Regions from separate parts of the Homo sapiens genome. Here region 2 is linked to region 1. Evidence: read pairs that join two places in POLR2A ChIA-PET (ENCODE). Cell type or tissue: PC-3. All regions are shown on one strand. Each heading gives the region's core, and the rest is flanking DNA. Links, peaks and the distances in the headings are about the cores only. Region 1 overlaps SHC3 (SHC adaptor protein 3). Region 2 overlaps SHC3 (SHC adaptor protein 3).

What was found. Peaks named below come from ENCODE experiments on the same cell type or tissue, not always from the same donor. Only the 100,000 strongest peaks of a DNase experiment are listed, where the experiment ranks them.
Region 2: POLR2A ChIA-PET joins it to region 1 with 6 read pairs; 2 of 35 experiments call an interaction of 5 or more read pairs at or near these places.

What each region holds. Positions count from the first base shown.
Region 1 is chr9:89,044,832-89,057,526 of GRCh38, forward strand. It overlaps SHC3 (SHC adaptor protein 3), which reads right to left. Exons shown (of 12, transcript NM_016848.6): 7 at 7,206-7,332; 8 at 2,013-2,163; 9 at 915-1,002. Among named protein-coding and RNA genes, the nearest start is that of S1PR3, 60 kb to the left of the region's middle. In PC-3, for the core only: no CTCF peak of the experiment used is centred there; no DNase peak of the experiment used is centred there.
Region 2 is chr9:89,147,231-89,159,925 of GRCh38, forward strand. The region is part of intron 1 of SHC3 (SHC adaptor protein 3); the gene reads right to left. Among named protein-coding and RNA genes, the nearest start is that of SHC3, 25 kb to the right of the region's middle. In PC-3, for the core only: no CTCF peak of the experiment used is centred there; DNase peaks (open chromatin) are centred at 6,571 and 7,551; H3K4me3 peaks cover 812 bases; H3K27ac peaks cover 2,643 bases.

The DNA of each region.
Region 1 (12,695 bases), core at 3,599-8,598:
TTTAATGTGTGATGTAGGTGCATATTATGATTGTAAGATGCAGAAGTGTTCTCTGAGAGTATCCAGGGCCTGTGAGAGACGTATATCCCTGGTGCCACCTCTGCCTCAATCCCCAGCTTAGAGTAGGGGGCTTCACATCCCCCCTGAAGCTGACCCTGAGTAAAGGGAAGGAGAACGAGACAAGGAAGGAAAGGCAACAATTTGTTGTAGGAGTCACGGGGGCTCAACCTCCACCTTAGAGTTGCCTCACCAGTTCCCATAGGAAACTGGGGTGAAGTATGCCTGAGATGTCAACTTCTCAGCACCCCTGGGCATGGAAGCTCTCCCAGCATGGAGGTGTACAGTCTCAAGGGCATGAGGCAGTGACTGCAGACGGGGTGTGAATGGTCCTGGAGCTGCAGGGAGGCACTATCTGATTGGTGCCAGGAGATGTCTGCAACACTGTTGCTTTTTTTTTTTTTTTTTTGAGATGGGGTTTTGCTGTTGTTGCCCAGGCTGGAGCGCAATGGCATCATCTTGGCTCACTGCAACCTCCACCTCCTGGGATCAAGTGATTCTCCTGCCTCAGCCTCCTGAGTAGCTGGGATTACAGGCACCCGCCACCACACCCGGCAAATTTTTTTATTTAGTAGAGTTGGGGTTTCACCATGTTAGGCTGGTCTCGAACTTCTGACCTCAGGTGATTGTCCCGCCTCAGCTTCCCAAAGTGCTGGGATTACAGGCGTGTGCCACCGCGCCTGACCACACCGTTGCTTCTATTTCTATAGTCTAGTCAGGATTCTATAGCAACACACACAGCACATATATCCAGGGGTCACTCTGTCAGTCCACAGAAAATAGGCGACCCAGTGGTGAGCATGTTACTTTTGAAAAGTGTCTTTTGTGTTTCTCACCCATCTCACCTTGCCTCTCACCTTGCCTTAAAGGTGTTTGCTGCCAGTCTTCGCCAAAAGTGTCTCCTAAGTGTCTTCCCTGGTAATAAGTCTGCTCTTTTCCTGCAAACTATAGACACATGTAAATACACAGAATGAAAAAATTATTTTCTTCTCATTTCACCACTTTTGAAAGCCACAAGACAGTCGGCGAGTTGATCCTTAAGGTGGTTCGCATCCTCTGTTACACCCAATTTTCCCTTCATGCCTCATGGTTGGCATTAAGATTTGGGAAATAAGTTTGTGTGGGTGTGAGGAAAAGGCTGCATCTCCATCAAAACTACACATGCCCCCCCGCTTGTTTTCATTACCCCCCCCACCCCTCCCGAAGTGTGACTGTAAATCAAGCTCTTCCATATGTATGTCCTAAAATAAATTTCAATTACAGAGTATCTATGTGTCAGAACACACTTCCCACATAACACATACGCCCATGATCGTTCACACTTGGTCAAGTCCACTCTGTAAACCAGGAAATTTCCTTCAAAAAATCAGGAAATTCCCTCTCAGTGTCAGATCCCTGAGCTCAACGTTATTTTGCCATTTTTAGTGGTGTCATTATCATTCACATAAGGTAGTAACGTTAAAAAATTTCCTATAACAAAACAGAAATATCATAACTCTAGAAAGCAATTGCCTTACTAGAATTTTGAGTTGGACATAAAACAAGGGAATGAATAAAATAGAAAACTCATAAAATTCTCATCATTTTAAGCGTCTATATTCACTCCTTTTCAGAGAACCCAATGCCTCCCAAGCCTTTTTAAAATCTTAAATTCTCTCTTTCCCTCACTGAGATCACAGTATGATGGAATATGTCTGAGGGTACAGAGGACACCCCCAGACTCATATCCCAGGAATCACCACACAGTTCCAAAGCATTTGGCCAATGCTTTATGATGTTAACCCAAAGCCTCTCTTCATCTGCATGCCTCATGAAATCCAGTGAGAGAAAGCTCATGATTTACTGTGTCAAAAATGAAACAGAACATCAGCCTGAAATAAAACCAAAGAAAACAAAAGGAAATAAAGTAGAGTTAGCCTCCATTCCTTATATAAGAAAAAAACTATAAGACTTACCTGGGCTGTGTCAGGAGCATGGGGTCTGGGTTTCAGTCTAGTATCAAGAAAGCCCCCTGGAGGAGGCATCTTGCTTGGGATGCTGTTGTAGTATGGGTGGTCTGAGCCATCTCCCTCCTCTTCCGTCCATGGCTCATCCAGACTCTGCATTCTGTTAAAGGAAGATTTCCAAGGGCTTTAGCCAAAAGTTGAACTTGCAGCCAAAATCAACAAATCTAATGTTAGCGCCTGTTATTAAGAAAAGAGAGTTTAGTCAGTGCCTCCTCAGCCATCCAGGTCTCATGCATAGATGAAAAGCAGATGAGTGGTTTAGCAAAATATCTCTGCCATATTCAGAGTTTCACTCATTGGAACATTTCAATCATGTTTGAAGGATGTCCTTTTGTAAAAGTACATTTTAATTAAAAAAGAAATTATGCCTAAGGATAGCCAGCTCCTCAAGGGACAGCACACATTTTTGTAAGCCATGAAATTGATCCCAAACAAAACCAACTACAAAATGGAAATTTAGTGATATGAGGGAAAATGGTAGAATATGAACCTCTCAAAATTCTCCCTTCTGCTATTTGAAAAAACTGTTGTGCTTCAAAGGACATTATCAAGAAAGTAAAAATACAAACTACAAAATGGGAGAAAATATTTGCTAACATGTATCTTAAATGAGACATGTATCTAGAATATATAAAGTACTCGTACGACTCAACAATGAAAAGACAACCCGATCTTAAAAATGAGCTGAGGATTTGAGCAGACTTTTCTCCAGAGATACACAAAAAGCCAATACATGCATGAAAAGTTCCTCAACATCGTTAGTCATCAGGAAAATGCATATCAAAACCACAACCAGAGACCACTTCATGCCCACTAGGGTAGCTATAATCAAAGAGATGGACAAGAAAAAGTGTTGATAAGAACGTGGGGATATTAGAACCCTCACACATTGCTCATGGGACTGTAAAATGGTGCAGCCACTTTAGAAAATAGCTTTGCAGTTTCAGCATAACCATATGACCACAGAATTTCACTCCCAGGTATATACATAAGAATATTGAAACATATGTCCATAAGGAAACTTGTATACATCTTTACAGTAGCATTGTTCATAAGAGCTAAAAGGTAGGGCCGGGCGCAGTGGCTGATGCCTGTAATCCCAGCATTTTGGGAGGCCAAGGCGGGCAGATCATGAGGTCAGGAGTTCAAGACCAGCCTGAGCAATATGGTGAAACCCTGTCTCTACTAAAAATACAAAAATTAGCCAGGCGTGGTGGCACACACCTGTAGTTCCAGCTACTCGGGAGGCTGAGACGAGAGAATTGCTTGAACCCGGGAGGTGGATGTTGCAGTGAGCTGAGATCGTGCCACTGCATTCCAGCCTGGGCAATGGAGTAAGACTCCATTAAAAAAAAAAAAAAAAGGTAGAAGTACCCAACTGTCCATAAACTAATGACTGGATGAACAAAAGGTCATATACCTATACACTCAAATATTATTAAGAACTCTAAAATGAAAGAAATACTGACAGATCCTACAACATGAGTGAATCTTGAAAACATTCTTCTAAGTGAAAGAAGCCAGATACATACAGTATGATTCCATTTATATGAAATGTCCAGAATGGGCAAATCCATAGAGACAGAAAGTAGATTAGTGGTTGGTGGAAGAGTGGGGAGTGGAGAATGGGGAGTAATTGCTGATGAGTATAGAGTTTCTTTGGGGGGTAATGAAAACGTTCTGGAATTAATGGTGATAATTGTACTTTTGAATATAACAAATCAACTGAACTGTAAACTTTAAAAGAGCAATTTGATTATATATGAATTATCAATTTTAAAAATAATAATAAATGGAGTCTTAGTGGCATCTGATTTGTTTTTCAGTGTCCCCAGAGAATGGGGCTGGAACAGCTGGATGCAGTGTGGGTTCTCTCATGTTCCCAGGCTGCACCCTGCTGGAGGAGCGGAGCTGAAACGGAAGGCAGGGCAAGCTCAGGAGATCCCCGTCACCCCGCTCTCGGATAGTACCCTGCGGGACACCAGGAGCCTCTGCAGGATAAGGTGAGGGGGGTGTCAGGTCACCGACAGTATGAAGCTACAGGCAGGGCCCCTTGTCACTGCTCTGCTTTAGAAATGATATGCCGGCCGGGCACGGTGATTTACGCCTGTAATCCCAGCACTTTGGGAGGCCGAGAGGGGCGGATCACGAGGTCAGGAGATCGATACCATCCTGGCTAACACGGTGAAATCCCATCTCTACTAAAAATACAAAAAATTAGCCGGGCGTGGTGGCAGGCGCCTGTAGTCCCAGCTACTCAGGAGGCTGAGGCAGGAGAATGGCGCGAACCCGGTAGGTGGAGCTTGCAGTGAGCCAAGATCGCGCCACTGCACTCCAGCCTGAGTGACAGAGCCAGACTCCCTCTTAAAAACAAAACAAAACAAAACAAAACAAAACAAAACCAGAAATGATATGCCAATACTTGCATTTGGAGGCGACATTTTTCTCAGTGGATAAGATCCTGTCTACTACATTTTCTTTCCCCAAAAGTCCTTCAAACTTCACTACATACAAACACATACAGAACTTCATACATTATGTACACTGCCAGAGAAGTATGGTAGTTAAACTAACTCCCTCCATTCATTTTTGTGTGTATTATCTTAATAGCATTTATTTGGCTTTTATTCAACATTTCAGAAACAAAGGCTAGCATAATAATTAATATGAAATATACTTATGCATCCCCCATGGAGATTAAATAAGTGTTAACCTTTTGATCTATTATGTTAAATCAAGTTTAGCCTAAAGCTACCTCCTTACGTATTTAAATTTGGCCTAAAGGTTTCTCTGTAAATCCTGAACTATACAAGTGGAGGTGTAAACAGACTGTAGCCTACTCTTGTGCCAATCACCGAGTTTTGGCCAATCAAATGCGGCCAACTGTTCCAACTGTGTTCAAATAAGGCAAACGCCGAGCTGTAACCAATCCAGCTATTTCTGAACCTCACTTCCATTTTCTGTAAGTCATTTTCCTTTTTCTCTCCATAAATCTTCTTCCACTACGTGGCTGCCCTGGAGTCACCGAGTCTACTCTGGCTGGGAGGCTGCTCTGTTTGGGAATTGTTTATTGCTCAATTAAACTCCTTTAAATTTAATTCGGCTGAAATTTTTCTTTTATCAATTACATGCTTCCCTTTTTAATAAAATTTGTCAAACTTACGTTGGATGGATACATAGATATGTGATATTATAAGTAAAATGTTAATGGTAGAAGCTAGATGTTGTCTATACAGTTCTTTGTGTATATTGGAACATTTTTATTATAAAATGGTGTAGGGGGTATATGCTTGACAAATACAGTCAAATGCAACCCATTTACCCACACCTCTGTCCTGTCTTCAGATATCCTGGAGTTGTGTATAGCATTTTTGCATTTTTTTGTTGTTGTTTGTGTGTTTGATTTTCTGAGATGGAGTCTTGCTTTGTCACCCAGGCTGGAGTGCAGCAGCACAATCTCAGCTTACTGCAACCGCCACCTCCCGAGTTCAAGTGATTCTCCTGCCTCAGCTTCCCAAGTATGTGGGACTACAGACATGCATCACCATGCCCAACTAATTTTTGTATTTTTAGTAGAGACGGGATTTCACTCTGTTGGCCAGGCTGGTCTTGAACTCCTGACCTCAGGTGATCCACCCGCCTTGGCCTCCCAAAGTACTGAGATTACAGGTGTGAGCCACTGTGCCCGGCCTTGTGTATGTTTTTATAGTCTTTCCATACATTTATTTATCCATATACTATATATGCAATCATTTATGTTTTCAAAATTTTCATAAATGGTTCATATCCTTTTGTAACTTGCTCTTTTTTATTTCATTATAAATTTTGAGATTTATGCTGGTAGTACATGTATATTGGTGAATTCTTATTAACTACTATGTCCCATTATACACAAAATAAAAAATTTGTTTCCTCAGTCTCCTACCTACATTTGGGTTGCTGTCACTGTCTGCCTCTAACTCTTCTATACACATCCTCCTGTCCCAGCTTGCTGAAGTTTCTTTCGTTCTTTTTTTTTTTTTAATATGATGGCCATAAGGGAGAATTGAATTCTAGCATTTTCAGCCTCTGGAGTGAAGTTTCTAGCAATGTGGAAATGGTGGGTCCTGCAGAGGCACCTCCAAAATGAATGTCTTAAACGGAATTTTCCAGGGAAAGAGGAAAAGAAATGAAAAGTCTCTTTGAAGAACGGCAAAGACTGAGAAGGGAGATGAAAGAAGTCTTCATAATCATAAGAACAAAGGTAGAGTCTGACTCTAGAACTAAGGCATAGAAGAATGTGGCTTTAGAAGTTTGAAAAAAGTATAGAGTAAATTTAGGAACAGTAAAGTTTTGTTTCTAGCGATCACAACATTAGAATAGATTTTCATTATGCAAGTTCAATCAAGGACAGAATACTGAATGACCAATATGCCCCATATTACTTTTCTTTTAATGCTTGATGCTGTATGGAATATTCTTACATCCTAAGGAAACTCAGTGATAGAACCTGAACATTTTTTATAATAAACTAAACATCTCCCAATTCCTCTTCACACTCACTATTTTGTTAAACACTGAAAAAAAAACCTAAGGTGCCATTCTTATTCCTACTTCACAGATAAAGCTGCTGAGACTCAAGGAGTTTACAGAACTTGCTCAGGGCCACCTGGAAGGTAAACAAACTACCAAGCTGTTAAGCTGCAAAGGCCAGCGAAGCCGAAACTATGCCGGTAGCCAGCACAGTGCCTCACGGAGGGGACCTCTTGTAGCACGACTTTGGCTAATCGTAACGACAAGGACAATGGGACACACAGAACCGGTGGTAACATAGACCCAAAGAGGTGACATATGGAACCATCACATGGCTGCAGAGGAAACAGAACAAAAAAATTTATAATGAAGTCGCTTTTCTGTAACCTTGGCGACCGTCACTATAGTTTCAAGAAAATGTTTTTCTACACATTCAAAGCATCATCCATATGTTGGCTTCCATCTGTTGGCTTTCTGTGCCATATCCCAGCACCGACCAGGTGTCTCTGAGCCCAGGAAGCCCTGTGATTAATTGTGCCTGTCCAGAACACAGCTCAGGGATGTGGTTTTAAGAGGAAAGGTCATAAAACCCACATAGGCTATTGCAAATGGTGTCACAGCACTACTCACCGATCATGGAGAGCGGGAATCTTGGTAGGACACTGTAAATATTGCTTAAACCGGAGCTCAAAGGCTTGTCCGATGGAGCCGATGACATCCTGGGCCAGCCCATCACAGCATTCCAAAATGTGACAAGCTGGGAAAGCAAGTGACATGGGCCTATTAGAGACAGACACTGGTGCTACCTGGGCTCCTCTACAAAGAGCCCTTGCTGAGGACACAGGGACAGAGAGGTGCATGCTTCTTCCATAATATGTCCTAGCAGATCCAACCACAGCTTTATCTCCAGGTAGGGAATCCTACAGCTATAACATCTCACAATAGGCATGCATTTCTTAATAGCCTATTGTCTACAAAATTATAGGTTTCATTTTTAAATAAATTAAAGATTTTTCAAGTTCAATTTGATGTTCTTCAATTTCTTTAGTCTATAAAGCATCAATTCTGACATCAATAGGGAAAAATTGTTTAGAAGGAGACTTCAGCACGACAAAGAGCCTGATCTCGACATGAACTAGGTCCCTTCAAACCCATGAGGCCTTAAAAAATGGACTGAAACCAGCATCTGTTGAGTGAATCTTGATTTATTCAGTGGACTTAGAGCAAGTAGTTCACTTGCTTCTTAGTGGGGGTAAAGTGTTGATCACCATATGTGGCCACTCAAAACAATAAGGAAACCTTTGAAGATGAATATAAAGAGATATTAATTATCAGTGTGACCATGCCAATAACATGACACATGCATCTACGTAAATTTGAGACTGGTTATTCATGCAGATTCTCAGAAAAGCAGCTTGTGTAAAGAGTAGATAAAAGTTAGGGGTGGCGGTAGGCCAAAATGAGGCCTGGTGGTAAGGCCTGGAGCAGTCCTTATGCTTGAAGCAGGCACCAGCTGTTACACAAGGACATGATGTCCTAGTGGCAAGGCTGCAGGATTATCTATGTGAAACCTTCAGAGAAAAGAGGGCCAGCCTCTGCCTCATAAGGAAGTAGTACTTTTTCTCCAGGGTACTGGAAAATACCTCTACTCTCCAGACCCACTTCCACCGTGCCCTACCATAAGCGTCCACATGTCCCTCCTGAAGGAGCCACAGGGCTGTCGCCATGAGGAGCCTAGCATGATCTTTTTACCAATGGGATAAAGGAATTCTCAGGAATTCCTGGGAAGGATGACAGCTGCCTTCATCACACCCCACCATTCTCCTGCCGACAATCGTATGCCAAGGAGGGTTCCTCCAAAAGCCGCGTTGGTCCCTGCAGTGAGGAGGATGCATTTCTTCATGAGTTGTTGTTCCCCAGCCCTGGCAGTGATTAGGGAGACACTGAACTGTGCCCTCCCTATAGGAGAAGCCAGTACATACTGGAAAGATGAAAGCTGTCAGGGAGGGGACAGAGAGACAGACACGGATGCCTCTGCACAGTGTGGAGCCTCTCAGCATAATACGGCACTGGGACTTTACCCCGGAGGCAGCCAGCTAGGCCCTGGGGCCTCAGCTCCTTCTCTCCCAGACTCCAGGGCAGGGAGACTTCTGTGGACACAGGAAATGTATTTCCTCGGAAGAGCAAGTACAAATGTATTTCTGCTTTGGGGGGCAATGCAACCCCTTGGATACGGCAGTGTTATTTTAGATATTGCCAAGAGATGTGTCTACAAAGGTTCAGACATCCTGGTTGTCTTCTGATGATCAATTATTGATATTATTTTAGTATTGACATTATTATTTACTAAGCATTGCCCCCAGGTAGTCACAAAGCAATGCCAAGCAGCTGTTACAGTTGTGCAGGTCACTGACTGATACAAATGCAACCATCTTTCCAGCTAAGAAGGAAGTAGGAGTCCAGGCCTGAGCAAGGGAAAGCCAGTGAGACACCTCGTTCCCCTGACCTGTCCTGTGCCACGCCCCTCCCGGCCCTGCTGTCCAGCATCAGCACCAGCCAACAGGACTGGTTGGTCGGTGTTTTGGAGAATGAGAAAAAAGACTGGAAAAGGGTCAGAAAGGGTAGCCTGTTTTTTTTAAGGAGAAAATAGGTATCCTAGCCTTTAAGATGAAGAACGAAGAATACGATTTACTGAGAGTGGGCTGTACAATCTCATCCACATGCTACTAACCTTCTACACACCTGAGAGCATGAAGCCTGGGAAGGGGCCTCTGTGGGAAAGGTCCAGGACATGTGGAGCAGGTCAGGGCTTGAGGTAAAAGCACTCTAGCATGCTGAGAAATGGGCATGTTACTCCAAGTGACTAACTCGGGGGCAGGCCCTGCAGATTGTGAGTAGACCCATGGACTCTCGGGAATTAACTCATGCCTGCAGCTCCTGGCACCTGGCAGAGTCCTCAATGAATGGAGAAAACAAGTCACCTGTTGCTTTGGTCTGAGGATTCCTTCTATAAAATGGCCTCTACATGTTCCAGAAACTCACTCCAAAACCAGTTAAACCTGGACTTTGTCTCTCTGGGCCTGGTATTTCTTCTGAGAGTATTGACACTTAGCCAAAAGCCACAATCTTCTAGCCTGCCCTGTGTGATTTGATGTGTGCACTAAATAATGAGGCCTTCCCCAAAGGCAGTCATCCAGCCTGCTGGGCTTCACCTCTCCCTGAGGAAACAACAAAACCAAAGATGTCATTCACAAACAATGGAGAAGAAACCAAGAGAGGTATGCAGCCCATTCGTGCACAGAATCGAGATTCCAAATGACGCAAAATCTAAAACATAGCTCAATGTAAACAAGGTCAGCAAGACAGGGAATTCCACAGTCCTCATTTGAGGAAACTGCCCACTGGGGAAACTCGTACCAACAGCCTGCAATAGTTCATTTACTTAAAAGCAGGGATCCTTTGCTGACACTGGTTTCTCTCTTATTTTGCCCCGCCAATAAAAAAAGCTGAAGCCACTCTCTAAGAGCACTAGCCCAAGCTGCCCCGGAGCAGCCACCTGAGCCATGACATCAGCAAAGGGACTTTCAAGAGCTCACATCACAAGGACTACTCCATAACTGAGATGGGCAACTTGAAAGCAAACCACTCCCTTAGGAATGTATTGTGGCTCTGTAGTCACACTGTAGTAGCTGGGGATGTGGTGGCTTTCAGCCATATGGTAGCTCCTGGCATGTCCACTCACATCTCCCGCTCCCTGAAGAATGGTTAACAGTGGTGAATGAGAAGGCAGTACCTAGATGCATCCCAATCCACCAGACTTCCAGTTCTCAGCTTCCTCCTCTCCCCAAATAAGCCCAGAGGCTAGTAGCTGCTCCCGGCTTGGCGCTCAGGACTGGCCCCCGGCCATCTGCCTGCTGCAACAGGGCATCCAGTAAACTGGTGTGAGGCTTGTTCATCTAAGCACGCTCTCAACACCCTACCTGTGACACCTATTCTGTGAGTCAGGGTGGGCAAGTTATGCCACAGTAAGAAACAATCCCAACGTCTCTGGCTGAAATCAACCATTTCATTCTTGCTTACTCATTTCTGGGCACCTCTCTAAGGCAGCCATCCTCTTGTGGTGCCTCAGTGGCCCAGGCTGGTTTGATCTTTTGATCTTGCAACTCAACGCAAGGCCTTTCCCACAATCTGCAGAAGAAACAGACAGCAGGGCCTTGCACCAGAACCAAATGCACCTTCTGTTCTGCTCTTAGCCCGTCACACAGAACTGTCATGGGCTTCTCCCAAGCAGGAGGGGGCTGGCAGATGCCATCTTTTGCAAGTTTGGAAGGATAGGAGAGCAGGATATTAGGAATGCCCATCACACCCACTGAATCCCTTCTCTAAGTCACAGTTATCCATGCTGCTTCTCACTCATGCCTACCACAAAGAACTTTCCAACCATGCATCCCCAATAAGTGTCTATTTGTAAATTATTAACGTGCATTCCTGTATTAATATTATGTGTATCATAAAAACATCTTTTAAAAGATATCTTTTGTCTTCAAAAAGGATGCAATAAAGAGAAAAATAAAAATTTAAGCTGTCTTGTTAGCCGTGAAAGCATTACTCTGTCAGTCAGTATCTCAAGACACAACCACATTAGGTGTGATCTATTGTTATTATGATGGATAAAAATTCATCTTTCCATCCTGGAGGTACATTTCTTAATCATCTTGAATGTGGAAGGGCTGATTTCTTATCTTATATGAATAGATGATCAGTGTTTTTACTGTGAAATGCAGCCTGTGAAGTTTTCAAAATGGAAGTAAATGTTATCAGCTCTTCCATTTCTTTTCTTTTTCTTTTTCTTTTTTTGAGATGGAGTTTCACTCTTGTCGCCCAGGCTGGAGTGCAATGGCGCGATCTTGGCTCACTGCAACCTCAGCCTCCTGGGTTCAAGCCATTCTCCTGCCTCAGCCTCCCGAGTAGGTGGGATTACGGGCACCCACCACCACACACAGCTAATTTTTAGTAGAGATAGGGTTTCACCATGTTGACCAAGCTGGTCTCGAACTCCTGGCCTCAAGTGATAAAGTGCTGGGATTACAGACATGAGCCACCATACCCACCCACCTCTTCCATTTCTTTCTTATTTGTTTGAGCTGCCATGATGGGTGTAATCCCTAATGTACAGTTTCTCTCCAAGAGGTTTAGTTCAGTTAAAACTAGTTCACACAGCTGAGAACCCACTTTGCTTCGCCGCTCACCCCACATCCCAGCACATGGGCTGGCAGCAGAGAGCCCTGCCTGCTGTGCAGCCATCCTGCCCTTCCTCTGCTATTACGGGCTAAGATCGTCCTGTTTCCAGATTAGAACTGTGAGCCAATGCTCCAGCCTTCATGTCCCACACAGTGGGCTGTTTGCACACTTCTGGCATAGGCCATTGCCTCGGCAAGCTTTGTGTGAACAGCGAGACCCTGCCCAAGCCAAGGCAAAAAACTTATCGGGATCCATGCCCCACTTTCAGGAAGCCACACCCCAGCCTCACACTTCATGGGTCCCAGGTGCTGTCCATCAGCCTCTCCAGGGTGGCTTGGCTCCCACAGTCCATCTGGGGTTCTCCAGTGGCTGCTGATCCAGACACCAGTAGCCTCTGATCCAGCCACATTCCAGAGCAGCTGGCCAGGGCATGGGGAACCTTGGAGATATTCGAAGTCATTACTCAAATGAGGAAATGTCCTGCTCAACAAGGACGGCTGTCTTTTCATCTTAGTGAGCTGATAACCCACACACCTTAAAAGGAATATCAAAAACGAATGAATTCTACCAGAGAGACGAGGGCTCCTCAATCTCTGACTGGTCAGACAACCTTAGTTTGTTTATTCAATGTAGCCATGCACTCTGAATTGATCCAGTTTTCCTTTTTCTTTTTTTTTTTTTTTTTTTTAATCAGAGAAGAGTAAGAAATCCAACATTCAGCCACCCTGCTATGATGAGTTTCTCAGTACATGTCCTAGCCCCAGATAGGGCAAATTAAAGTAATAAGGGTATAGCATTTTGCACCCATCAGATTTGTGGGAATTTAAAAGTCTAAAAATGCCAATTGTTGAATAAAAGGAGACTTCATATACTACCCTT
Region 2 (12,695 bases), core at 4,589-9,588, 100 kb after region 1:
CTCACTCTGTGCCACACTCATCTTGGTGCTGGGTAGGGCACCAGTGAACAAAATTAGTGAGGTTCTACATTCACTGATAATTCACTTTGCTCAGGAAAGTAGGTAATAAACATGAATAAATAACCAGCCTGGCTTCACCCACCTTCTGCCCTTCTTGTGCCAACTCCCCACCCATCCTCCTGCCAAACTGAATTTTCAGCAACATTGTGCCCCTTCCATTTCTGCATATGCGATTCCTCCTTCCTGGAATCCCTTTTTTCCTTCCCTCCCTCCCTCTCCGCTTCCCCTTCTCCACTTCTCAGATCTCTTCAATCCTTAATGATCTGTATCAAATATCATGTGGCCAAGAAAGCCCTCCTCACTCCTCGAGTAAAAACCTTTCTGATCTTGAAATAGAACGCTCTGTGTCCTGTTAACATTGACTTCTTTGCCAGTTTGCACGATGCCTTTTTCCCCTTTTATTACACCAAAAAGGTAGGCACCGAGAATATAAGGAAATCATGCTGCTGAAACTCAAAACAAAGGAAATCTAAAGCTTTAAGGCTCTCTGGTGTTGACATTCCCTTCCTCCCTGATGATAGCCTGACACCCCAGCTCACCTCCGAAATGTTGAGTCGGTGTCAGCCTTGCCCCATCACCCAGACACCCAGCACAGGCTCCAGAACCCAGGTGTATATTTTGTCACTCACATGGGCAGGCTGTGCCTTCGCTCCTCTGCCTATGACTAAGGCCTCACATGTAATGGGTACAAAATAAATGTTGTTGAATGTATTCACTAAGGGCTAATGAAGTTAAAGACGCTCTTGATAAACCCCTAGTGAGTAGGACTGGAAAGCTGATAGTACTTCATTTGATAATGCAGGAATCTCATGAATCATAATTTCTTCATTAACTTTTTATTTCACTTATTAGCACCAATTTGTATTGGTTTGCAATTTGTAATGAACTTGAACATTGTCTGATTGCGTTTCTGTGAAATCAGTCTGGAATTTCGATATTTCGCGATTAAATAGGCCTTCCCCTCAGCTATATGAATTCAGGTGGATGTTTGAGAACTTGGACATTGTAGTTCAAGAACAATGAGGGTTAAAAAAATGGAATCTGATCTTAGCAAAGAAAGAAAGGAGTAAAAAGTGCATTCTATTTATAACCTCCTGTGACTCTGTAATTATTTCAAAAGACATTGTTGAAAAAACTGCACAGATTTTGGGGGAGAAAAGAAGACTATATAGCACCATTGCTATAAATTTCAACTTTTTCTCTCAGTTTACCTGGGTACCCATTGTTTCCTGTCTAGAGCAATACGCTGAAAAGGATACAGGTAACTTTCAACTGGGGCTCAGATGTATTTCCTAATAGATCAATAAGTTGACATTTTCCAAACTGAATCACAGGTTATATAAGATGAATGGATATTCTATAAGTTAATGACCTAATCTCTAAGTGTAAATATTACCTGGTAGTACACTTTTAAGCTGAATTTACCACAATTACACCATTCAACATTGATTAACTGTTTCTATGTGCCAAGCACTCACATAGAAGAAGAAAAAGTCACTGACTCCAAATTTCACTCTATCTTTTGTTCTTTAAAAAGCCTGAGACTACAGATTTATGAAAGGCATACGTCACTTTCCCTGGGCTGGCATATGACAAAGCCCTATAAAACTTGCATGTATTTCTGCGTTCTGCTTTTTAGTAAGAAAAGAATAGAAGTTGGAGTCATACAGCCCTCAGTTAAAGGCCCACTTCATGGAATGTTATGTGTGAACATTCAGCAAATTACTTGAGCTTGTGGAGTCTCTGTTTACTCGCCTGAAGAATGGAATATGGTGAGAATTACATGAGAGGGCATGGATTTTGGACAAGTGGCATCGCTGTGTGCATAATCAAAGCAAGTTAGACATGCTGCATTCTAAACAATGACTAGTCTCCACCGCACACTGGTGTGGTAAGGATTTTCAATTCGCTTTTCCTAAAATTTGCACCAATTTACACATCCACTCATAGTGCACTAGGGCTCCTTCTCCTCCCTCTGCCAGCTCTGCAGGATGTGACTACAAGGTGGCTTCTTTTCATTTTGTTACTTCTCTGAATATTATAATTTTTACAATGAACTTCATTGTAAAATAAAGCATTATAAAATGCTTCAGAAATTACATTTTATTTAAATTTTAATGTCCCATCCTTTTCACTTAATCTAGGGAAATAATCAAAAATGCATGAAGAAGAGGCATGATCAATCTCTCTGCACCCCTCTTCCTAAGACCTTTTCACACTAGGATCCTGTCGTCTAAAGTCTTTTTTCCTCCCCTCTTCATCTGGATAACTGCTACCTACCTTTAGATCCTAGAACTCTAATGAAGTCAAATTCCCACATACCTCTGGTTCATTTTATTTAATATAGCTGTACTTTTTACAAGTATTTTATATTGAGGTATAATTCACATGCCATAAATATTCACCTTTTAAGAGTGTACAATTCAGTGATTTTGAGTATACAGTAGATCCCCCTTATTTGTAGTTTCACTTTCTGTGGTTTCAGTTCCCCACAATCAACTGGGGTCCAAAAATATTAATGGAAAATTACAGAAATAAACAATTAATAAGTCTTCCGTTGCACACTCTTCTGATCAGCATGATGAAGCCCCAGTTGCTCCACCCGCAGTGTGAATCATCCCTTTGCCCAGCATCTCCAGGCTGCCTATACTACCCATCCCTTAGTCACTTAGTAACAATCCCAGTTATCAGGCTGACTGTCATGGTACTGCAGTGCTGGTGTTCAAGGAACCCTTATTTTACTGAATAATGGCCCTAAAGTGCAAGAGTAGTGATGCTGACTTGTCATCATAATTGTTCTGATGTATTATTAGTTATTGTCGTTAATCCCTTACTGTGAATAATTTATAAATTAAACTTTATCAAAGGTATGTATGTATAGGAAAAATCATAGCACGTATGGGGTTCAGTATTATCCATGATCACAGATACCCACTGGGGGTCTTGGAACATTGCCACCAGGGATAAGAGGAGATTATTGTATTCACAATGCTGTACAACCATCACCATTTAATTCTATAGTCTTTTTTCATAATCCCAAAAAAAAACCCATACCCCTTAACAACCACTCCCCATCCTCTCCCACACTCAGTCCCTGGTAATCACTAATCTACTTTCTGTCTCTATAGGTTTGCCAAATCTGTACAGTCCATGTAAATGGAATAGTACAATATGTGCCGTTTTGTGTCTGGCTCCTTTGCTTAGCATAATGTTTTCAAGATTCACCATGTTGTAGCATGGTCAGTACTTCACTCCTTTTTATGGCTGAATACTATTCCGTTGTATGTATATACCACCTTCTGTTCATCTATTCAGCAATTGATGGGCATTTGGGTTGTTTCTATTTGGGGGCTATTGTAAATAAAGCTGCTATGAACATTTGTGTACAAGTTTTTGTGTAAATATACATTGTCAGTTCTCTTGGGTATATACCTGTGAGTGGAATTGCTGGGTCTTATGGTAATTCTGTATTTAACTTGAGGAGCTGCCAAAATGTTTTCCAAAGCAGCTGTACTATATTATGTTCCCACCAGCTGTGTATTTTAAGCTGGGTTTTGATTTCTCAATTCCACCAATAATTGTTATTGTCCATTTTTTTAATTATAGCTTTTTTTGTTATACCCTAAAGGGTATAAAGTGGCATTTCATTATGGTTTTGATTCACATTTCCCTAATGAGTAAAGATGTTGAGCATCTTTTCATGTGATTATTGGCCATCTGCATGTCTTTTTTTTTTTTTCTTTTTTGATACATGGTCTTATTCTGTTTCCCAGGCTGGAGTGCAGTGCTGTGGTCACTGCTCACTGCAGCCTCAACCTCTTGGGACCAAGTAATCCTCCCACCTCAGCCTCCTGAGTATCTGGGACTACAGGCATGTGACACGGTGCCTGGCTATTTTTTAAAATGTTTTGTAGACATGAGGTCTCACTATGTTGCCCAGGCTGGTGTATGTCTTTTCTGAAGAAATGTCTATTCAAATCCTCATAAGGTCTGAATGTTAGTGTCCCCCCAAAATTCATACATTGAGACCTGCTGCTGAATGTGATAATATAAAGAGGTTGGGCCTTTTGGTAACTGATAAAGTCATGAGGGCTCTGTCCTCATTAATGGGATTAGTGGCCTCATAAAAGAGGTTGAAGGGAGCACTTGTCCCTTCTGCCATGTGTGAATGACATGAGAAGGAGCCATTCATGAAGCAGAAAGCCCTCATTAGACATTGAATTTGCTGGTGTTTTGATCTTGGACTTCAGGCCTCTGTTGTTTGTAAATTACCCAGTTTAAGGTATTTTTGTTATAGCAGCAGGAACAGACTAAGACAAATTTGGGGCTGTTTTTAAATTCTGTTATTTTTCTTTTTATTGTTGAGTTGTAAGTATTCTTTACATATTCCAGGATAGAATATTATGCAGCTATTAAAAATTATGTCTGCCAATAATATTTAACAATTTGGGGAATCATTGAGCCTGATCTCACATTTGCATAAATAAAAATAAGGGCTAAAATAATTCATGGACATTTTAAGACATCATCATGGAGGATTATGATTATAGGTGATTTTAATTTTCTTCTTTATGTTTTTCTTTATGTCCTTCTTTTTCTGCAATTAGCATGTATTGCCCTAATAAAAGAAAGCTAAATATTATTAACTAAAAGTATTCAGATTCAGTACTAAAAGTATTCAGATTCAGTAAGGTTGTGCCCAGACTTCTGGATTTGCAATAATGTTTGATGATTCTCTTTCTAGGATTATATTGTTAGCGGAGCCAGCCCCTAGTGATTTGAGTAGCTTCAGATTATGTCAGGGGAAGTGGCCATATGTTACATATTGCTCTCTGGAAAATTAGAGTTAAAGATATGGGATGTAAACTAACACTGCAATCAAGCTCCTAAGTCTTAACTCTGACTTAGTGAATTGTCACTTGTTAAAAACGGGAGAATCCACAGTCCTGTGAATTGGGCATCTCTTTAAGCCGAATCCTATGGGTTGTTCTTCCTCTCCCAGTGGTGGCCAGTTGGCCTGGGCATAGATCAATTACCATGCACTGTAAAAAATAGAGGTCAAATGAAATCAATTTACAGGACCATTTGAAATTCAAGCAAAATTCTGCTCCAGAATATTTACGTTTTCAAAATCCTTCAGAATTGCTCAAGTTAGTTGTGGCTTGGCAGTCTTAGTGGGTCCACCATAGACATCCTCAATATCTATGTCCAACTGTCTTAGCAAGTCCACCACACATGTTCTAGATGCCTGTGTGCAATCGCACCTTCTCACAATTCTTTAAAGTCAACCACTGCCCACTCTCCAGCTTATATAACATGGCACATCCGTCTGATATTGGCATTGGAATAATGTGAAGTTCCAAAATGACTTGATTCAGTAATGTTAAAATTAAGATGATTTATTACAAGCATTTATATGTATTTGAGCAAAGGGAAACTCTACTTTTCATAAATTAATTTGTCTAATGTACTTTATACAGGATTCTGCACCATCAAAGTTATATATTTATGAACTCTCTTCTAAATAATACCTTGAATTGATTTAAAAGATACAATCCATACTTAGAAAAAATGGGCTATACTTAATAGTGCTAATTTGACCAAATATTATTAGTATTGTTTAATTTAAAAGATAATTGCCGTAAACTAATCAATGGTGACAGAAGTCAGAAGAGTGGATACCCCTGGGAGGTATCAAATACAAAAGAACTCAGGGGGTGGGACTGGAAATTTGCTTTAGATCTTAGTCTGTTGATGTTTGCACTGGTGTGATGTGTGTATAAATATGTGCTCGTTGAGCTGATTATTTAAGGTTTTGTGGTTTACTATGTATGTTGTGCTCAGTAAAAAAGAATTAAAAAATCATTTATTTTAAGGGGTCCTTGAAATTATTTTCTTTCTAACACTCACCTTTTCCTAGTAAATAATGTATGTTCATTGCAGAAAATTTTGGAAAATACAAACAAGCATCAAAAAGTTAAAATCATTCATAGGCAATCCCCCCAGAATAACTTGGTATTATGAGAATGTTGTCTGATGCCCTACTTATAAGGCAGCGGCCGCTGGGAGCTTTTTATGAACATCGCCTACTTCAGCACTAACACCACAAACATCACCTACCCCAACATCCATGCTGCTCTCACTCACAGCGTTTCATCCACGCTGCTCTCACTCAGAGCATTTCAAAACTCCTCCCTGGTTATCACTTTGTCCTTTGCCTTTTGTGATTGGCTCATGCTGTTACTGCTGTGGCCCCAAAAGTGATTTCCCAAAGCTGTAAAGCTGAGAACCCTCATTTGGGCCAGGGAGGCCCCTCAGTCACTCCAGCTTTCACCCCAGCAAGTCTCAACCTCCTGTCCACCTCAAGGGTGGCAAGAACGGTGCCACGACATCACCTTCAGCAGAACAAATTTCACTTGAGCTAAAAGGCTGAGCTGACACACGGCTGGAGTCACTATCATGTGATATCACAGTACTCTCTCTTGAATAAAGGAAATATGACTAAAGGCGAGGTTGGCCCTGACTCATGGGGCTTTGGAGAAGTGAGCTCTGGGTTTAACAGTAGGACTGGGGATGGCTCAGACTGCGGACCTTCAGTGAGCCTCTGCCACCTGCCAGGCACTCCGCAGAGCCTTTCACAGACATTCCCTTCGTTCCTCCTGACGACCTTATAAACAGAGTGCTGCCGTTACACCCATTTTACAGATAAAGAACTTGAGGTGCAGGTGCACCTCCATATGACAGGCATCATCCAAGAGAAGTGGAGGGCTTAAACAAGCTAGTCCAACCCTTGGCCATGGGCTATATGTGGCCCAGGATGGCTTGGAATAGTGGTTACCCCTGGGAGGTTACTAACTGGTTGGAAGCCGTTCTGTTTCTTAAAACATTATGAGATTTTTTTGTGTGTGATTTTTCTTTTTTTTTTTAGCTCATCAGCTATCATTAGTGTTAATGTATTTTATGTGTGGTCCAAGACAATTTTTCTTCTTCCAATGTGGCCCAGGGAAGCCAAAACACTGGACACCCCGATTTAGAGTTAAGTAAAGTTGTCCATGTGTCCACAGAGTCCCAGTACCCGCTGTTAAGGGTGAAGCCAACTCTGAGCCGGAATGCATGTCAGTGCAGCCCAGCACACAGGCCCTGTGAGGAGGGGATGCCCCACGGTGTTTTGGGCATGGAAAGAGGGTTGGGTGTGAAAAGTGGTGCCCACCCACTTTCAGTTTTCCAACCTCCTTTTCCAGGCTTTTCTCAGTTTCCATACATTACATCAGGCAAGAAATTAGCTATTCCCCTAATCATGTATCTGTTTCCTCAGCTACTAAGACAACTCTCATTTAAATCTCTCCTCTCACAGAGAAAATTATATTAATATAAATGCCATATAGGTGTTCATCAAAAGACCTAGAACGCCTTTGTAAATGTGAGCTGGTGGCGTGTGTCATCAATCTTACGTACGACAAGGAAGCTGAGTCAGAGAGAGGAAGTATGACTGGGGTTTGGTTAAAAGTAAACCACTGTGCTTGATTTCATCTGAAAATCACAGCAATGCAATAGACCACATCTGCTATCCAAAGTCAAAGGAAAAGAGCAAAGGAATGTTCCAAAAATACATATTGGTATTATGGCTAAAGCCACGTTCTAGCTAGTGGGTGAGGCAGATAAAACTAAGCAGCCATCTTCATTCCAGTGTACTTCCACTTCTATTCTCATTTTCACTCTGCCACTAAGCTGGCTGCTCAGTCTTAGAAAATTCGTTATCTACCCTTGAGCATTGCTTTTCTTCACGACACCCCACAAAAAAGACTGCTGGTCAGGATGACCCTGTGTGGCCTGCTGACCCCCTCTCTGTGCAGCTGAAGCCGGTGCCACCAGCCAGGTTCTCAGTGCTGTTTCTGGTTCGACGGAGCCAGCCTTCTCTCAGCCTTGGGCCCCAGACTCAATACAAGCCTCCATTTCACTGGACTGGACCATTTCTGAATGCTTGGCTTGCATTCTACCCGATGCCACACGCCCTTAATTCCCGGAGCCGGCTTCTCTCTCCTTGCTCTTACGGAACAACCACTCAGCCATCTCCAGTCTGGTGTGAATGACCAAGAAGAAGTTCAGTTGTCTCTGAAGCCTGGGCAAGAATGATGGTCTTGGGGGTCTCAGCTCCCTAGTCCATTGCTTCTCCATCCTTACAGGATGTGCGAGTGTCACCCAGACCTCACAGGACTGCTTCCAGCTCCATTCCATATGGAATGTCAGTAAGGTCCTGCTACCACCAGCCAATATGCTAGACTTGTTCTGGAGTGCCACTGAGCCCAAAAAGCCACCCTAAGTAGCCCATTGGAGAAGAAATACCAGCTGCCGACTCTGGCCTCAGCTCAGCCCCTGAACATGGAGTTGGCAAATCGTCATCTACCTGTTTCTCCACCTGGTCACATTCACAAGGACTTTCCTTGCCTTGGGTTTTTCCCTCCTAAATCCCTGATTGTCAACCCAGCTCTGGTTAACTGACTTGGCACCTGAGGGTTCATCTGTTAAAACTGTCTCTAACACAAGAAATTCATGCCACCCCATCTACCTCTTTGCAGAAGAAAATTGTCCCTATTAAGCTTTTAAATTCCATCTTTTATCATCAATGGGACTGATTCTTACTGTCAACCAGGGTATTTTTGTGGTTTCTTCCAGCCTAAAACCCATGAATCTATACCCATAGCAAAAATATTTATGTTTCTGAGGCCTCCTGGCATTTGTGCCCTTATAGAGTGCCCTCCCCCATTGAATGGGGCTGACCCATGTGACCAATAAAATACTGTGAAGGTGACAGTGTGTGCTTCCCAAGGCTAGGTCATAAAATCTATTACTGCCTTGATTGCTGCATACTCTGGGGGAAGCCATCCACAATGTCATATGGACACTCAAGAATCCCTATGGGAAAAATATGGAGCGGGCCATGTGGAAAGGAACTGAGCCCTCCTGCATATAGCCAGATACCACCTGCCAGTCATAGGAGTTCACCATCCTGAAGTGGACCCTCCAGCCCCAGTCAAACCTTCGGACGATTACAGTCCCAGTTGACATCTAATAACTTCAGGGAAGACCCTGAACTGAAACTGAACTGAAACATCATAGATATGATTAAGTTAAGGATCCTTAAAACAGAGCAGGAACCCCTCTTAGGAGCCTGTGGGCCCCCAAAGACATAATTTTTTTAATCTTCGGTGCATTCAAAAAACTTCCAGTCACTTAACTAGTCCTAAAAAAGTAAATAAAAACTTAATAAACCACAACAACAAAAAAAAACTTAATAGCCAAACAAACTAAAGTCACAAGATGTTTGGTTCCCTGTAAAAACCAAAGACAACATCTTAAAATATGTCCCTGAGTTGTTTTCCAGAAACCTAGACCCCACCAAATGGAGCCACTGGCACACAGATCTCAGGTAAGGAGAGGCTGAGGACTCAACTCTGATTGCTATTCTTTGTTCTAAATTTCTTCCTGAGGGGCCTGGAGAAGGTCATGCCTATGAACCAGAGCTCACCTTCTTTTCTGCCGATCACACATTCTTAGACAAAGCTTTGACTCCTTAATCAATCACAAATCAGAAAATCCTGGAATCCACCTATGACCTGTGGGCCTCTGCTTGGAGATGTCCTGTCTTTTTAAGTCAAACCAATGTATAGCCTCCCTGTGTTGATTTATGACCTTGCCTATAACTTATGCCTCCCTGCCTCCATAAACCCTTACGTTTAAGCCATCTGGGAGGTCGGGTGTCAAGCGTAAGCAACCCAATTCTCCTTACTTGGCACCCTACAAGTAAGGGTTACACTTAAATACCCTCCCGCTAACACCCTCCTTTCTCCCACTACAAACCTCAATAAATATTTGGCCCTACTGCACTGGGTGAGTGGACCCCAGTTCAGTTCAGTAACATCCTGAGATAGAAAGATCATTCTGGATTATCGGGTGGCCCATACATATAACCACAGGGTCGTTATAAGAGATAAGCAAAGGAAAATCTGACCACAGGTGAGAAAAAGACAAAGTGATAATGGAAGCAGAGATTAATGTGGCCACAGGCCAAAGCGTTCTCACAGCTAGAAGCCTTAGAAGCTTCCAGAGACAAGATGCAGACTCTCCCCGGAAGCCTCCAGAACAAATGAGCCCTGCAGATACCCTGACTGTGGTCCTGTAAGTCTCAGGGCAGACTTCCGACCTCCAGAATTGTAAGATAAATTTCTGTTGTTTTAAGTCACTAAATTTGTGGTCATTTGTTAGATTGGCAACAAGAAACTAATATATTGCCAAAATGTTTTTTTAATTTTTGTCAATCTTCCTAAGTTTAACAATTTTTTTTTTATTCAGGATCTCTCTCTGTTGCCCAGGATAGAGTGCAGTGGTGCAATCATAGCTCACTGCAACCCCCAACTCCCAAGTTCAAGTGCTCCTCCTGCCTCAGCCTCCTGAGTACCTGGGACTACAGGCATCCTGCCACCACGCCAGGCTAATTTAAAAAAAATTTTTTTTGCAGAAATAGGATCTGGCTATGTTGCCCAGGCTGGCTTCAAACTCTGAGCCTCAAGTGACCCTCCCACCTTCGCCTACCAAAGTGCATAGGATATGTATAGGTGTGAGCCACCATGCCCAGGCTGGTGTATCAATTTTATCAATTTTTTTCAAAAAATCTGATTGTGCGTTCATTGATTTTTTCAATTGATTTCCTATATTTAATTTTATTGATTTCTGCTTTTATCTTTGTTATTGCCTTCCTTCTGCTTGCTTTAACCCTTTTTTTTAGTTTCTTGAGGTAGACAGCTGGATTACTGATTGAAGAACTTTTCTGTTTTCTAAGGTAAGCATTTGGTGCTATAAATTTTCCTCTTTGCACTGTTGCTATGTCCCATATATTTTGACATGTTGTGGCTTCATTTTCATTCAATTCTATGTATTTTTTGTATTTCCTTTGAAGCTTCTCCTTTGTCTCATTAAGTATTTGCAGCCATGTTGTTTAATTTCAAAGTTTGGAGATTTTCTTATTGTTTTTCTATTATCAATTATTAATTTAGTTCCATTTTAAATTGAATTTCATTGTGATCAGAGACCATGCTCTGTATGACTTTAATTCTTTTAAATTTGGTTAGATTTGTTTTATGACCTAAAACATGGTATATCTTGGTGAATGTTTCATGAACACTTGAAAAGAATGTTTACTCTGCTGTGATTTTGTGGAAGGCTCTATGTATGTCCGTTAGATCCTGTTGGTTGATTATTTTGTTCAGCTTTTGTCCATCCTTGCGATTTTCTGTCTAGTAGTTCCATCAATGGCTAGTGGTATCAATTACTAGATTATTCTGTCTAGCGGGCTGTTGAAGTCTCCAACTATAATTGTGGATATATACATGCTTTCTTGTGATTGCTTCTGTTACAAGGATGGGTTCATACACATGCTTTGTTTCACCACGCTGTTTTCACTCAACAATTCCTTGTAAAAATCTTTTCAAATCAACTGTAATAGGACTCTAGTTCACTTTTAGAAATGGCTACATAGTACTATTCCATAGTGTAAATGTACCAGAATTTACCCTACCACTCTGTAGTGTGACATTTGCTTTGTTGGGTGGGCAAAATAATCCTCAGTGAAAATTCCACCGGCTTTCTCAATTACAAGCCTGAATTTTGATGACAGAGGCTGATAGTTGGAAACTCATAGTAGTCAAGTGGACCATAGCATATAGTAGGGGGTAGAAGTGTGCAGGGTAGACATGAGTCTGTATTAGGCCTTTTGAGAAAAGAATGTGTGACTTTGAAAACCATCAATAATTCTGCTTGTAGGTCATAATAAGCCATAAAGAAAGCTCTACCATCTTTTCTTTAAAAAAGAGTAGTGATATCTTAGACAAAGATTAAATTATCTCTTAGTCATGTAGGCACATGAACTAAAGACCAAATTATTCTTAGGATAGGACAAAACTCTACAGATAGAATATAGGCCAAATGTGGCCAACACAGTAACTCAACCTCATTCCTTACTATGAGCAGGGTGTCTTAAATTTAATTTACAAACCAGAATGTAAACAATAAGAGAATCTAGATACAGTGGGATCACAACTGTTGAGGAAGTGAGAAATGTTTGGCTTGGAGAAGAGAAGGCTAAGGAAAAACACCTCTTTAGCTACTTCAAGGACTGTCATCTGGTAAGGAAGGAGCTCCGTTCTGCCGGGCTTGAGAGGGCAAATGTCACCCAGATGAAGGGAGGTTGTATTAGTCAGCGTTCTCTAGAGGGACAGAACTAATGGAATAGATACATATATATAAAGGGGAGTTTATAAAGTATTAACTCGCACGATCACAAGGTCCCACAATAGGCTGCCTGCAAGCTGAGGAGCAAGGAGAGCCAGTCCAAGTCCCAAAACTGAAGAACTTGGAGTCGGATATTCGTGGGCAGGAAGCATCCAGCACAGGAGAAAGATGTAGGCTTGGAGGCCAAGCCAGTCTAGCCTTTTCAAGTTTTTCTGCCTGCTTTATATTCTAGCCATGCTGGCAGCTGATTAGATGGTGCCCACCCAGATTAAGGTCTGCCTTTCCCAGCCCACTGACTCAAATGTTCATCTCCTTGGGCAACATCCTCACAGACACACCCAGGATCAATA